2 separate regions of the Mus musculus genome follow, and region 1 is linked to region 2. The links are chromatin loops, found by intact Hi-C in ENCODE. Cell type or tissue: heart. All regions are shown on one strand.

Region 1 (8,000 bases), 120 kb before region 2:
CTCTTGGCGACGGCATGATATATTTTTAAAGGTTTTTAGGCTCAAAATCCTGAATTGCCTCATAGGTAGCAATGAACATACTGCTTGCCCCTTCCTAAATTTATTTTGATGTTCACTTACAATGGTTTTTAAATGAAAACGCCATATACAAACCAATCGCGAAGCCTTTGAGAATTAACTGCGTAGGATAAAGAGCACTCTTTGCTCTAGACAGTGAGTATACACAGGAGGCTGTAACTAGACCGGGGTGGGATGCTTAGTAACTAAGACTGAAAGGCAGCAAGGGTCTGGAACCCAGATCTCAAGGCTCCTCCTACCCTCTGCATTCATGATCCCATGCGCAAAACTTTCAAACATGGATGGAACCAAACATCTTGCCAGGTGGCGGCTTGTGATATATACAAACAGCCCCTGCCTTACACAGGGAAATGACAGAGAACCCATACGTGCAAACAGCTGCCACCATCCGCCGACCCCCACTACCCTGCAGCTGTTGTGAGCTGTGTGGAGAGAAAAAAAAAAAAAAAAGGAAAGGAAAGAAAGGGAGGGTGGGGGGAATCTTGGACCACTTGCAGATTCATAAAGTCAAGGCAGAGAAAGAGAGGAAGCTGTGGACACGGGAATTAAAGAAGGGAACGGACTCCCGGGATCCATCTTCAGCCGCGGGTGACTGGGCAGCATCCTTACTTAGCTCTGAAAGTCGCATCCTAGGGCAGACCACTCTCCCTCTCCCATCCACACAACCAGACACTCACATCAGGTCGCATACTGGCTTCACAGCAGTTTGAGAAGAAGGAAGGAAGGAATCGATCATAATTTCAAATCTCTTGAAATGTTACTCTCCTTTATGATATTTAGAAATGTATACTTTGTGGTTTGTACTGAATTAAAAAAAAAAAAAAAGAATCCATAAAGGAAAAGTCCTTCACACTCTGACTGATACAGGGTGTATTACCAGAGTCACAAAAGTATTATACATATTTTTTCTTTATAATGATTCCTATTTTACAGATGAGGCTCAAAGAAGTCACATGACTAGACCTTGTAAATTAGAGGTAGAATCAGGACCCAAATCCAGGTCTGTCTTTAAATCTCACAGCCTTACCAACTATTCTGAAGACTCCTACCCACCTGGCATAGGTGATTGGGTGCAGCTGAAGGGATAGTTGGCAATCATTAACAAAGTAGCAAGAAGCACTCCCAACAGACCGCTTCCCTCCTAAAAGTTAGTAAACTGTGCTCAGCTGTTCTGGGGAAGCAATACTTCTGTGTAGAGAACAGGAAAAATTCCGGACTGCAGATCTATAGTAGAATTTCAGCATGAAGCATGGAGACAGCCATGTTCGCGGGTGGGAGGTGTGGGGGATGGGACACAGAGCAGGGAAATCTGGAAGGAACCAGCACTGAACTCTGTCCCAGGTAAAATTCCATCTAAATTTAACCACACTCCCTGCGTAGGGACTGGAAGAAAAATTTCTGTTGCCCCACCCACTGCTGGCAGCCCATGCCTCCAGATAGCTTATTAGCAGCCTTAGTAGGCTAGGGATGGGTTCCACGCATGTTTGTGAGTTCCAACATGTAGTCATGTGAGAAGCATAACCCTTCCCCTCCAGTCTGCAATGAATTTCATCAGAGAAATAAGCTTCAGGGACCCCACTTGCGGTCCAACACGTATATGTTCTCTGGGCTTCTTTAGGTGGGCACCGTCTTGGCGGTTGGGAATATCAAAATCAAAAAGGTGGAGACCTGCCAGGAAGAGAGGCAGCAATCAGTAGACAGCGTGGTGGGTGAGTGTGGGACACTCAGCAACGCAGCTTGGGAAGCCCTGGCGGTGGACGGGTGGGGACTGGAAAACAGCTTAGAAATGAACTCTGGGACTCCAGCGCTTGACATGTTGGGAACTGCGTTGTGGTAGAAGTCTGGGGAAAGACCAGCTTACCATTCAATACTAAATGAACTCATTTTTCAGCAGAAGATTGTTAGCTTTGTTTTCTTTCCTGGCAAGCAGACTCTCCATCTATACCTGCGGTCGCTTTTGTGTCCTCCCCACCCCCACCCCGGAAGGTTTAGTGAGAGCTGGTTGCAAGGACTCTGAATTCCTAAGGCTGGGGGGTGAGAGTCTGGTTGTCTCTATAGTCTTATCTTACAGCTCTCCTAGGAGGACAGAGAGCTCATGAGTCCAAAGTCTGTAGTCTCGCAGGACATGGGGGAACCTTTCAAATGTAGCCACTGGTATCTGCATAATAAGCCGGGAAGCTCTGGCCTCAGGGAACTCCGGGCAAAAGAGATGTGTGCTGACCTGCAGCTTCCAGGAACACACCGAGGAGTGTTTTCCACGCTTGGGTCACACAAATGCATTGTGTTGTGTCTTCATCTATACAGGGGCATCAGATGCGAGATTTTATAGCTACTGTTGTTAAAATGAGACTTTGGAAAGTAAACTCCTAAGTACACACTAGCCCACTGGGAAACCGGTGCGGGGGTGGGAGGTAGGGGCTGGGGGGGTGGGGGGGTGGGGGGGTAATGTTTTCTTAGGGCAATGAAAGTCCAAGTTTTCATCTCCAACTCAAGGTAAAGACAGCATTTCCTGAGGCCCAAAGTAAAAGCAAAAGCCATCCGACTCACAGGGAACAATGCCTTCTACAGACCCATGTTTTCTTGGCCCGGTTTTCAGTCCTGGTTGGAAAAAAAAAAAAAAAAAAAAAAAATTCCCTGAGGCCGATGACAGCTGAGCTCTCTGCCTGGAATTCACAAGTGGAGAAGGGAAAAATTACACCCTGAGGCTTGGAGGGCGCCTGCCTGGGCAGCCTTCATTCACACAAAGGCTGGATGGTGGTGGGCCTGCCACCTGTCCACCTCCAGGCTGGAATCGAGCCTAGGAACTTAAGTGAGAGAGGGGATGTGAGTTCAGGGAGACTGCAAGCCACTGAGAGGAGACACAGGAGACCAGAAAGAGGGCTCTGTGTCAGCTCGTACCCCTGCGCCTGTTCCCCTCACCCCACAGAAAGGTCTCTAGGTGACCTTTGCCCCCACCCCATTCCCCCCCCTCCTCCCCCTCCCTTCAAAAATAACCTTTAGGAAAGTCCCCATGTCTAATAAAACTGTTGACCTTTGGGTCTGGTCAAATAGTCATGCCTTGAAGGGGGTTCCCTGGGGTTAGTGTCACTATCTGAGTTCCTCTTAACCAGCCTACCTTCGCTGGCAGGTTTACATAGAGCTAGCCTAGTGTATTAGATGCACCACAGGACACCGTTTGCTAAGGTCTTCAAGGATGTCCATTAAGCAGAAGCTTAGCTGCCAATCCTCCCCTCTCACTTCCTGGGCAAGCGTTCTACCCCCAACAGAGCAACCTCAGTCCCTCCATCCTGAACAAGACTATGACTTCCTCTGGCCTGGAAGGGAAAGTGTTAGGACCACCCCCCACCCCCACCCCTGCCCAGGTGCAGAAAATATGGCAGGCATCACTGTCTCCTTCTCTTCAGCTTCAAGAACAGGTTTGTCTGATCAAATGCAGACCCCCAGTTAAACAGAATGACCCAGGGGTAACTTCCCCAATAGCCTATGTATTCTCTGGGATATACTTACATATAGTATAATCATACCTGAAGTATTACATGGGATATACTTTTAATTTCTTCAGATTTATTTATTTATTTTATGTATGTGAATATACTGTCACTGTCTTCCTACACACCAGAAGAGGGTATCGGATCCCATTACAGATGGTTGTGAGCCACCATGTGGTTGCTGGGATTTGAACTCAGGACTTCTGGAAGAGCACTCTTAACCGATGAGCCATCTCTCCAGACCTGGAATATACTTTTTAAAAATGTCATTTCTAGGGCACTACAGTGCCCCTGGGCTTGTATGTTTTATATTTTAGAAATTCAAAAACCATATTTAAGAATAATCTCACACCACTGGCATTCCGGCTTTAAAGGTGGGAAAATGGAATGTGAGGTTTTCCATGCTTCTGGAAACACTGTGATTTGGGGGGTGGGGGTGGGGTAGCAAGGAAGAACTGAGACATTTCTTGGGAAGCCTTGACTTCAAGAACAGCGCTGACTGGACAAAACTAAGGTGTCCTTCCTCTAAGACAGTGATTCTCAACTTTCCTAATGCTTCGACCTTTTAATCCAGTCCCTTATGTGATCCCCCAGCCATGAAAACGTTTTTGTTGCTACTTCATAACTGTAATTTTGCCACTGTTATGAACCATAATGTAAATATCCATGCTTTCCGACCAGTCTTAGTTGACCCCTGTGAAAGAGTCATTTGACCCCCAAAGGGGGTCACAACCCACTGGGCTGAGAACCACTGGTCTAAGGAGTCTAGGAAGTTCCTTTACACCATGCCTGTAAGTAATGCTGATAATAAATGCGTGAGTTCTCACTGCGCTTGGTTAGCTGGCAAGCTGCTCCCACAAAGACTCAAGCACCTTCCACACCACACTGTGGGACGCGGAGGGAGCACTTCACCCCTGTGGAACGGCAGAGGCAGATGAGGTCACGGCACACAGCTCCAAGAGCAGCTTCGAATCGTATTACATTCATCTAACACATGGAGGAAACCCAGAAGGACGGAAGGGGTTGGCTGGCCAGAGAAACCAGACAGGCCTCTCTTGGCTGGCTAGCCTTCCAAGCTTAGCCTGTGCAGCCCTGTCGCCTCGCTTGAACCAGGCTACCTTGCCAGGCCTTACAGATAACATGCTACATGTCCACCAGTGGTGTTTCAGGGGAGTAGGGGCCTTAGGAAGATAGGAGAGAAGGGACATCCTGTGAGAGCCTCTCAGGGGAGCATGAATGACCTGGCAGAGGCAAAGCTACTCCTTACTTTGCTTTTCTTCTCAGCCTGAGGAGAAGTCTGAGTTTGCACACAGAAGACTGGATGGAGTGTAGACAGCTTACTAACATCCAGGAACCTCTAGGCCCTGAGGAGAAAACTGCTATAGCTCTGGGCACCAGAGAAGGTCTTATTCTCCCTCCCTCCCCGCTCCTGTCCCCACCATCCGGACAAGAGAGTGCACCTTTCATGCCAGCCCCCTCCTCTCAGTCAGAGCCAGGGAAAGACAGAGAGTGGCGAGCAAGATGATTTCTAAAGAACATGTCAACTGAGAAAGTCGACCACCTTGTGATTATCTTTTCTTTTTTTAACCAAGTGATAAATGCTCTCTATAGGAAGGTTTAAGGATCCTGAAAGGTATAGCTAAAGTGGTGACAACTACCCATAATCCCACCACACAGAGATAGATACTCTCCTAAGAACATACAACGAACTTAATTATTCCCCTGCATCATGAGTGGCTTCCCAGTCTGCTTTTCTAAACCTAACATACCATGACACTTCCCTCACATCGGAAAAGGCGCGTCAAAGACTCCATCGGGGACTCCATCTATGTCCTTGACAGACCTTTTGGTACCTGTTGCTTCTTGTATAGAGGCTAACATAAAATGGTATCTGTTCTGACCTAAAGATGCATGCCTTCTCGTGCGTTTAGTCTGGGCTTGCTCTGTAAAAAGCTTCGTGTTTTCCAGAAGTTTTTGAAAATGCATAGGTCAAAAGCCTTTGCGGACTCTTCTAGAACGGGGACGTCTCCTCCCCATTTCAACCCCCAATCAAACAAACAGAGGTACTGCTGTTGCATAGCAGAGTCTCAGGGCTGTCAGGTCCAGGCTGGTGAACTCAGGCTATTGTTGAAGAGACAGAGAAAAAGCCCAGGGACCAATCTCAGGCATTGTAATATTAGCTGCATCAGGGATAGGATGATACGAGTTGTCGGGATGTTGCTGTTTGGAGTTTTTACAGGACCACTGCTTGCTAATTTAGTTAATGACAGTGTTGGACTCCAAATTCCCTCTAAAAGGCCGTCTTAAGTGTTCTCAAGTTGGACAGGGCTGGCCTTAAAAATAAACAAATAAGTTACATAAGCCCAAATTTTGGAGGCTTGGGTTCTGGAAACCAAGGCTGGGGTCAGGATGAAAGGAAGCCACGAAGTCATCTTGTGGCTGGGCCTCACGTGCAGTGCGCAGGGTGGAGCAGCAGGGAGATTTGGTTTCTAACTTGAATGGCAGCATCCATTGGGGGAGGGGGAGAACAAGCGCGCTGCTGGCAGTGATGCCCATCTTTCTCTTCTTCCCTTCCAATGTTGGATGCTCCAGGAGGTTCTGCGGTTAATTGAGAGCTATCATCTTTGTGTTTCAGAGCTGGCTGACTCAGAGGGAAGTGAGGGGATCGCTGTGAATTACTCTTGTTGAAAGCTTTTAAGGCCTCTCTGGAAAGATAGGTTTCAGGTTTCTCACAGTCAGCGGTGTGAATGGAGCCCACCTGCTCCAAGTATTCTGGGAGGGTGTAGAGGATTCCTGAACATCCAGAGTAATGTACACAGTGAACTATCCCAGGAGGCCACTCATGTGAGAATCTATGCACTGTGAAGCCAAAGGTCTCAGGGAAGAGAAAGTACTGAGGCCGGTCACATACCATTTAGGCAACGTTGAGGCTGGGTCTAAAGTGTCCCCAAAGGTCTTACATGTTAAAAACATGGTTAGCAACACAACTGGAAGGTACTAGAATCTTTAGGAGGTGGGAATAGTGGATCACTAAAGGCATACCCTTGAAAGATTAATTGGGACCCTAACCCCTTGCCCTCTTTGCTTTCAGGCTGCTAGGAAGTGAGGGGCTGGAATGCCTACTGCCTTGCCACAGACCCAGAGCAATGAGGCCCAAAATATTAGGGAGCCTGAGGTTAAAAGATGAATTAGGATAGGCCCTGCCCTCAAGTTGCTGATTCTGGTTGAAGAAAATAGGTCAATAACAAATAGCCATAATAACTAGAAAATGCTACTTGTCGGCCCTGCAGCTAGCATCCTGGAACCCTGGGCGATTGTGGCCAGGGAATTAGAAGAGTTTTCCAAAGTAGTAGAGTACAATGATTTTTAAACTAGTTTCTGGATTTGTATGAAAGTATACAACTAAAACTGCAGGTGGATCAGAGTAAGTCTTTACTGTGAACATCCTAAGGAGACAAGATTTGCCAGTTTATACAGCCAGCTTTTCCATGGAAAGCACTATACACCAGTGGGTATGTTTAATATAATTCTTTGTGCTTCAAAATCATGTGAGTTTGTACATATGAAAAAATAGAAAGATGTTTACATGCATGTTAATAGGGAGTATTCCAGCTGGCAGAATTGTGATATTTTTCCCCTCTTTGCTTTATTCTGCTTTTATGAAGTTTTTTTCAATAAGTATATATTACTTTAATAATCATAAAAGTTTACATTTTTATTCTAAAAGATACCCCTGTGTTATTAGATTAGATAAAAGATTATGAAGAGGAGCCAGGCGTGGTGGCACACACCTTTAATCCCAGCACTTGGGAGGCAGAGGCAGGCAGATTTCTGAGTTCGAGGCCAGCCTGGTCTACAGAGTGAGTTCCAAGACAGCCAGGGTTATACAGAGAAACCCTGTCTTGAAAAACCAAAAAAGAAAAAGAAAAGAAAAAAGAAAAAAAGAAAAAAAAAGATTGTAAAGCTTTGAAAACAAAACAAAAAACAAGTTAAGAGCTGGATGTAGTGGCTCCTGCCTGCAATGCCAGCATTTAGAGACACTAAGCCAGGACGAGAGCCACAAATGCAAGACCATCCTGGGCTACCGCCCTACACACACAAAGAGAGACAAATGCATGGAAAGAAGAATTGAAAATTTAATTTCAAATGAGATTTGAAACAGCAAGACAATAGTGCTCATTGGCCATAGGCAGTGCTGAGGAGAAACACATATTGTGGCTTCTCAGGCATTATTATATTTTCCTTCCCAGTTTTAGTGTAATGAACCTATTATTACCCCAGAGCACCAGGGAAGAAAGAAGGGAACAAGCCAGGCAGTGGTGGCACACGCCTTTAATCCCAGCACTTGGGAGGCAGAGGCAGGTGGATTTCTGAGTTCGAGGACAGCCTGGTCTACAGAGGGAATTCCATGACAGCCAGGGTGACACAGAGAAA
Region 2 (8,000 bases):
CACAGAGCACCTGTAACCCCAGTGCTCTTATGGGAAAATGGGAGGCAGAGACAAGACAATCCTGAATGCTCTCTGGTCAGCTTGCTTGGAATATGCAAGAGAAAAACAAGAGATGCTGTCTCAGGCTGGGCAGTGGTGGTGCACGCCTTTAATCCCAGCACTTGGTAGGTAGCCTGGTCTACAGAGTGAGTTCCAGGACAGCCAGGATTGCACAGAGAAACTCTGTCTGGAAAAACCAAACCAAACCCAAAAAACGACGCAGTCTCAAACTAAGTGACAAGTGAGCATGACAAGTGACAAGGTTGTCCCTTTGACCTCCATGCCCATGCATTCAGACACACATATACAGGAAAACCAATAAGAAAAAGACATTCTTTACTGATATGCAGGAGGTTCCCAGCATTTTCTTTAATCATCACAAGTGCTGAAACATACAGGTAACTCAACAAATAGGTTAGTATACTTATAGCACAAACCACACCGAGTTGTATGATTAACACGTAGTGACAAATTCCCACAATTTCCACAGAGACTATATTTTTAATCCCACAAGCCACCCATGAAAGTATCTATTTCTTTATTGTCCATTAGAAGAATTTTTCTTTCCTGAGGGGCTCACATGGAGAGCAGGAAAACTCTTAAATGTAGAGCCCCACTTACTGGTCCAAATGGTTCTAAATGGGCACCCCCCATCTTTCCCTCCTGCCACTTCCAAATATTCTTCCTTCCATCCTTTAAAATCATCTCTATTCTGCCCTAAGAGCTTCTCTATCTTCTTTCCATTCTCCCTGCAAATAATGACTACCTACCTCACATCAGGCAATGGTCCAGGAACTGAAGCTTGAAGATAGAAACAAGGCATGTAAGAAGAAAGAGGCATGGGAGTCACTCTAGGGAAGGGTGGCCAGAAAATGGCCAGGGTATATGACACATTTACCCAAAGACTTCAAAAGACTTCCTCCTATATGGGTGTGGGGAGAGTGCTGCAAGTCACGGAGAGGGCACAGGCTCGGTGTTAAGAGTGCTTATTGTGCCCTCTGAGCTTCAAGAAGGGCAGCAGGCTAGCTAGAGCCTCAAGTAAAGGAAGGGGAGGAACTTTGGGAGTCAGAGAGGTCAGGAGAGTCTGGCAGCAAGCCAAAAGGTAAGTTCTTGTAGGGAAATGGAAAAACCAGTGGAATCTCTGAGGATGAGGAGGCATGGTCCCATGAGAAGAGCCTCAGGCTGGGTAGAGGTGGAAGGAAGGAAGGAAGCTCACTTAGCAGACAACCTGTAGGCTAGGTGGGGAAACAGACGGGTTAGATGAAGCTAGTTGCTGAGGAGGTAGAAATGATTAGGATCTAGGTCTACTTTGAAGGTATTGTACGTGGTTTGAGACTAGTTCACTTGTGATCCCAGGTTCTTGCACAATCTTGGAGCCCAAAGTAATAACGTGAGAAGTAGTGGAATTTTCAAGAAGTTGGGCCTAGTGGCCGATATTTGATGCCTAGTGGCATCAAATCTGGCAACCAGAGATTGATCCCTGGAACCCACCTAGTAGGTGAGAATAAACTGCAAGTTGTTCTCTGACCTCCACGTGTGCCATGGCCTGTGCAGACCCACACATATTTAAAAAAAAAAGAAAGAAAAGATAACTTGATCTTTAAAAGAAAAAAAAGTTACTCTAAAAAGAATAAACCTGGCTCCCGTTCTACCTCTAGTTTTCTATCTTCCAGTCTACGTGACCTATCCGTGTGCACATACTTCTATTATTGTGACACCATCTGTTAAGGAGGACTTGCGACAACCAAACAGATGTTAGTATCATTTGCTCCGGCACCCTCCAAAGCTGGGAGCAATATTAGCTTCCTTTCCTTACATATTATGGATTAGAAAATAGACTAATAGATCTGACTAGCATGATTTTTCTTGCCGGTGCAATCCTGAATGTGTGATATATATATATATATATATATATATATATATATATATATATATAAAAGCAAAAGTAATTCCAAGGTCCTCTTAAGTGAGGGCAAAGGAATTGGCATTACTGAGAAAGGAAAACACCTTAGGTGGAGCGTTTGAGTTGAGATTAGTTTTATGACTATCAAGGCTTTCCAAGGTCTCATGGCCTTCCGTCCAACATTAGTGTCACAAACCGTCACACTAGGCCTAAAAATCCTTGAGGAAACGTTTAAAGGCATTTTACCTCCGCAACACTCTCTTGTTCTGGATGAGACATGTTTTGACATAGCGTATTAAATGGGCATACGTCCTTTTAAAAATGGGAAGTAAATAAATAAAGCGATAGGCAAACACATATCGCATACCCTTAACAAACCTTCAGTAAGCAAAGCTTTATTTCAACCAGGAGACATTAGCTATTAGAGGGTTCACTGTCCTTTAAATGTCAAAACCCAGTCTTCATTTGTGGGTGCATGATGCTAGCAAGACACTAGTCCTACACAGCACCACGCCAATCTGAAAAGTGGCAGAGTGAAGAAGGGTTCTGACAGCTCTTGGGCAAGTAAATGAATTCAAAAAGGGTGCGTGGAGAACAGCAGCCACTAACGTATCTGATGAAACAGTACCTAGAACGGGATGCTTGCTACAAAAGAATAGAAAGAGGAAGGAAACAAAACTGGCGTTTTAAGTCATCTGGGGGGGAGGGGAGACAGAAACTGGTATGTATGTAGGATTCCTTTAAAGGCTAGGAACAGACTAAGGGGAAGCTATTTAAATCGTGTTCTCGTACCACAATGCAAACGTTTGAGATCGCTAAGCTCAGCTTTCCCGGAGCCTTGCCGGCTCACAAAGCCATCGAAGACACTATAAAGGAAAACAAAACAAAACAAAAAACAAAACAAAAACAAAACAAACAAACAAACAAAAAAACCCCAAACCAACCATTGCTAGAATAGTTAAGGGAATCCAAACTTGTTGTAGAGCAAGTGAAGTGGAGGCCAGACTAGGTGACTCAGATGCATGACTCAAAGCCGACACGGGGCTGGCTGACAGCTCCCGGAGGCGGGGGGCACCACGTCTGTCACATTTCAGGAAAGTACCAGGCTCGGGAGGGCGACAGGAAGCCTCCCCGGCGCGTGCGTGAGTGTGCCGGGGCGGCCTCAGCCCGCCGCTCCCCGCCACGCGCCCACCGCCCCGCCCCGCCCCGCCTCGCGGGCGCCTGTCGGACCCTGCCTTCCGCGTCCCGGGAGCCGCACGGGACGAACACCTGTCGGGGCCCCGGCTCTGCGCGATGTAGGGCGCACGCCCAGCCGCCCGCGGGGTGGGTAGGAGAGCGCGTTCTCGCGAGGCTTAGGAAATTTCCCACGGCCCGTGTTGTGTCTGAGCCGAGCGGTGGAAGGCGCTCGGGAGGAGGTGTAGCGTGAGACTCCGGCTGCCCGCATTGCGCACATGCGCAGTGGCGCGAGCGCGCCGCGCCAATCCTGCGGCGCTCCGGAGCGGGTCTCGGGCGGGCTGATCCAGTTCTCCGGGTTTTTTGTGGCTCCCTGCGGGAGGCAGGCAATGCAGGAGCTGGGAAATCTCTTGGAAAGCAAAGGGCCGGGAAGGGGGGGGGGGGGGAGCAGGGAGGATCAGCAGGTAGGGGACCGGAGGGACAGGTCTCGGGCCACCACCTGCCGAGAGGTGTCCCAGGCAAGACAAGCATCGGGCGACAGCATCGGGCCACCGCCGGAGGAGCTGTTTCTAGGCAGTTACCTACACGTCTGCACCCACACCTACATCCTGCAAGCTGGCTGCTGCCATGAGTTCCCCAGGCAGTCGGAGCTGGGCGGGTAGCTCGCTCCCAAGTGCCCGGGCTTGTAGTGGTGGCTCTGGGGACAACCATTCGGGGCTCTGACGTGTGGGTGCAAAGTGAACATCGGGGGGTTAGGGGGGACACCTTTGCGCGAGGCTGACCTCGGGATGACCCCAGCTCGCATCGGGGAGAAGCGGCGAAAGGCACAGAGCTTATCCCCTAATGCTTTTCCCCTGCAGAGCTCTTGGGAAGGGTCAGCTCACGCGGCGATCACGCCTGTCTCGCCGCGTGTGCGGGTCGTGCGGGAGCAAATGAATGGAGACAGTCGCTGGCAGGTCACCGGGGACCGGGGCTCTGTCCCGATCTCCGCCGCTCCGGCACCTGATACTGAGATTAGCATAAGGGAGGTGTCCAGTGAACGTCGGAATGAATGAAAAAGGCTGGGAACCCGCGGCGAGCGGGAAGCCACTTGGAAAACACCCACTCGAGGAGGCGTCTCCTCTAGGCCTGTGAGACGCTCGCATTTTCCCAGGACCCCTCCTCCCGGCCCCGGGGCCCCGCCTCCTGACCCCTCCAGTCCCGGTCCCCGTAGTAATGCCCTCCGGTTTTCCTCAGTCTCCACGTACGTCCCCGAGGGCGCGTCCCAAAACCCGGATAACCGGAGCGCTCCCCATGGACTACTCGGAGGGCTTGTCCGCGGAGGAGCGGCCTGCGCATGCTCCATCGGCGGGGTAGGTTTCTAGGGAAAGGCAGTGAGCAGATCCCTTAGTCCGCGGGCGGCGCGAGGCGGCTGGCTCCCGGCGGCGGCGGCGGCGAAGCGGGGAAAGACGGCGCGGGGGCCGGGTGGCAGCGATCGGCGAGGCCGAGGGAAGGGGCGGGGGAGAGGAGCAGGGAAAGGCGGCGGGGGGAATCTCGCGAGGGTTGGAGTTTTGGCGAGAGTTTGTGGAAGATGGCGCCTGTTGTGACAGGGTAAGTCTGAGGGGGCAGCGAGTGCTGGGAACCGGGAAAGTTGCGGGCGTCTGACCGCCGGCGGCAGGCGGCGGGCCGGGGCCGCGCGGCGCGCCGGGGCCTCGGGAGGCGGCGCGGGGCGGCGACGCGATGGCGCGGGCCGGTGCGGGGCTCGCCCGTGCGCCGCGGTGGAGCGGGCTCCGGGCGCGTGAGGGCGGGCGGTGGCGAGGCCGGCGGCTGCGGGCGGAGTGCGGCCGGCGCGCGGGGCCGTAGGCACCGTGCCCGGCGCGCGCCCCCCTCGGCGGGCCTGGCGGGGATCCCGGCGCAGCTTTGTTCCCCGTGCGTGGCCCGCGTCGCCTGTCCTCCCAGCCGCTGCCCTGGGCGCCGGAGCGCTTTGTCTGTGTGCGCTGCCCCCCGCGATTCTGCCCCCAGCCCTTTGTTTCGCCGCCTTAGGCTCTCTGTGGGAGCCGCTGCGCGCCCCGCATCCCGTCTGCACCTCCACTCCGCCCGCTGTCCCTCCTCCCGTGCCCCTTTGTTGTATCCCTCTCTTCAGTAGCTGGGTGACCTGCCATAGCCCTGGCACCAGATTACTGCCGTTCTCTTTCTTCCATTGTCTTTCTCGTGTGTATCCCCTCTCACCTTTTTCTCTTTGGTCCTCACCCCCCCCCCCCAAGGCTTTGTCTCCCCTATGTAGTGTCTCATTCTCTTAGCATCCCCTTCCCCTCGCGTCACTGCCTGATTTATCCGCTGCCCACTGTGTCTGTCTGTTGAACTGTCTCAACCCCGGGGACTCCATCTGGTGCTTCTAAGTGCGCACAGACTCTAGGGTTTGCTTTTGTTGTTTGAGTCTGGGAGATGCTTGAGATACTTAAGTTTGCTCCTTCCGCGCCCCTCCTTTCTTCCTTCGCACCCATTTCTCTCGGGATCACACCCCTACCCACCCCTATGCGCCCCTCTCTTGGGATTAAAACGACCCCACTTTTCTTTGCCATCTTTCTGGGCCCGTGATTGTTTTGCTTGGTAAGAGTAGCGCTGGAAAAGGATCTCGATTTCTTGATGGTTATTGCCGTCCCCATCATTGGCTTCTGACGGCCCCAGGCCAAGGGCATCCGCAGTAGCCTTGCACCTGGGTTACCTGAGGGCTAATGGAAGGGTATATTTTAAGACTGTTAGAAGTAGGCTCAAAGGTACTTCCCACCCCCCCACCCCACCCCCTGTTGGTGATGGAGAATAGTTTCAGATATTCGCAGTGGATGTGCGTTTGATGTGAATAGGAGGTGAGTGAATTTTGATGTTGTAAACTTGTGAATGTTGGGCTGATGAAGTTTATCTTTTTTTTTTTCCCCTGGAATTTGTATCTACAGTTTTAATGACTTTTCGGAGACATCTGGCTTGGGAATTTGATCAATGGCTTGCTTCTTCATAATTTAAATGAGTTTACCATTTATGGTTGTTTGAATTTGCAGTTTGAGTGTGTAGTTTGTGATTTTTACTTCTGTGGATGTGTGGCAACTCCTATTCCGACGTTGGGAATCAGGTGCCAAAGAGCAGAGTGTAGTTTTGGTTTGATGAATACTGCTTTGAGGATCTTTGTGGGATACATTAATTACGGGCAGTCTAAAGACTGGTAGCTTTCAGTTTGGTTATCTTAAAAGGTACTTCCTTATGTTACTTGAGCATTAAGTTGTTTTCAGCTCTTATTGTTATGGTAATGTTAAAAGCTTGGGTGAAGTCTGGGGGTGTGGTGTAGGATATTGTATACTAATGGCCTGAATTACTGCATCAGGGTTGAAATAATTTAGGGTTGTAAATACTGAATGTATTGTTCAGAAATATTCTTCCACTAGTTGATCACTACTTTTAGAAGATACATTACCCTTAAAGTCATATGCAGCTTCTTCTCTATATAAAGTTGTACACAAAGAGTTGTTGAGGACATAGAAGATGAGGTCTAAGGAATGTTGGCACTTTGGAAAGCTTTTTAAAAACGTGGTTATTAGAATTTATAGGCGGAATACTTGCAGTATAAGGCACACTTTATGAACATACATGAAATTGTGAGAATTTGCATTTGTTTCATACTTAGTGCATAACTCGAGGCTAAAATTGGGCACACTGGTTCTGATCGTGAGCACAGTGCAAATTCTGTATAGTAATGCAATGTAGTTTGTTCTGATTTATGCATTTGAGAACGATCACAAAGACATCATAAAGTTAGCTTCACAACTTGAGGGGGTTGTTTCTAAGCATGTGAGACTTTTATACTTTCAGCCCAAAGGCTAGGAGTGAAATAAAAATGGTGCCTTAACTTAGACAGTGGGCATTTGGAAATATAATGAACGGTGGCTGGGTACCTTTCTGAGTATTATTTCATCTTTAAACTTATTACCCCGACATGTTTGTGGGGAATCGTTCTATTACATACGTCTAGGCACTCAGTTTTAAACAGTTAAGTTTAGGTAAAAGTTACTTCTTGATGTATACTCACAGACTTGTATGATCTCTTAAGTGGGTAAAATATACAAGTAAAAAGCTGCTATGGCCAGCTGTGATTCCTTAGATAATCGTTGGTATTATGGATGGGTCCAGCGTTAGAAGGAAATGGTTATGTTCTAAAGGTCTTACCTGTTTTAATTCTGAGGTTTACTTAGTTTTTGAAATAAGACTTGGCTTGAAAGCAAGCACTATTTTGCATTTTGCTTCCTCCTAATACTAGATTCATGTTATTTCAGCTAGGGGCAGTATTTTCTCATGGATTGACTAAAAATTGTTATTTTTGGCATTTGGCTTTGTGATTATTTCCAAGATATGTTGTTTCCTCTGCCAGCTTCCTAACTGTGCAGAATGGGAATGGAATAACTTGCCACATCTGTAGAGGTGCACCCTGCCCTAGGTAGAGCCCCCTTGGATGAACAGTGTGCTTAAGGTCTAGGAACTGTTACTGGAATGAGCTGATGTAGGTCATTTTATAGGAAGTCAAGTAGGAGGTTATGAACTAAGTTCTTGGCAAGTTAAAGGAGTGACAGTGAAATGAAAGAAAAAAAAAACAACTATGTGTTATTGAAGTTTGTATAAAAGATATAAATTTAGAGGGAGAGTGTCAAGCAGAAACAAAGAGATGGAAGGTATATCAGACTAAAACATTGTAAAATTATGGAATGCCCTTTATTGATTTCTGTATGTAGTAATACTTAATTTTTTATATTTTAATTTTAAAATTTTATTGTAGCAATACTTTTAAAAGGATAGTACAAAGTAATTTTTTGCACTCTTAGCCTGAAAAGTTTTATATCTGTCTTATATTTTTGGTATTTTG

The links. A loop is a pair of places that touch in the nucleus more often than their neighbours do. Peaks named below come from ENCODE experiments on the same cell type or tissue, not always from the same donor. Only the 100,000 strongest peaks of a DNase experiment are listed, where the experiment ranks them.
Region 1: it touches region 2 in a loop (4-fold over the local background); 7 of 42 quality-filtered maps call a loop at or near these places.

What each region holds. Positions count from the first base shown.
Region 1 is chr5:53,468,116-53,476,115 of GRCm38, forward strand. No RefSeq gene overlaps it. Among named protein-coding and RNA genes, the nearest start is that of Gm40304, 75 kb to the right of the region's middle. In heart, a CTCF peak has its summit at 2,773; DNase peaks (open chromatin) are centred at 1,436, 2,306, 2,836, 4,566 and 1 weaker place; H3K4me3 peaks cover 1,421 bases; H3K27ac peaks cover 1,928 bases; H3K27me3 peaks cover 223 bases.
Region 2 is chr5:53,586,020-53,594,019 of GRCm38, forward strand. Rbpj (recombination signal binding protein for immunoglobulin kappa J region) reads left to right here and starts at 4,467. Exons shown (of 11, transcript NM_001080927.2): 1 at 4,467-4,705. The coding sequence starts at 4,686. In heart, CTCF peaks have their summits at 3,316, 5,922 and 7,435; DNase peaks (open chromatin) are centred at 3,462, 4,372, 5,192 and 5,652; H3K4me3 peaks cover 3,998 bases; H3K27ac peaks cover 3,492 bases.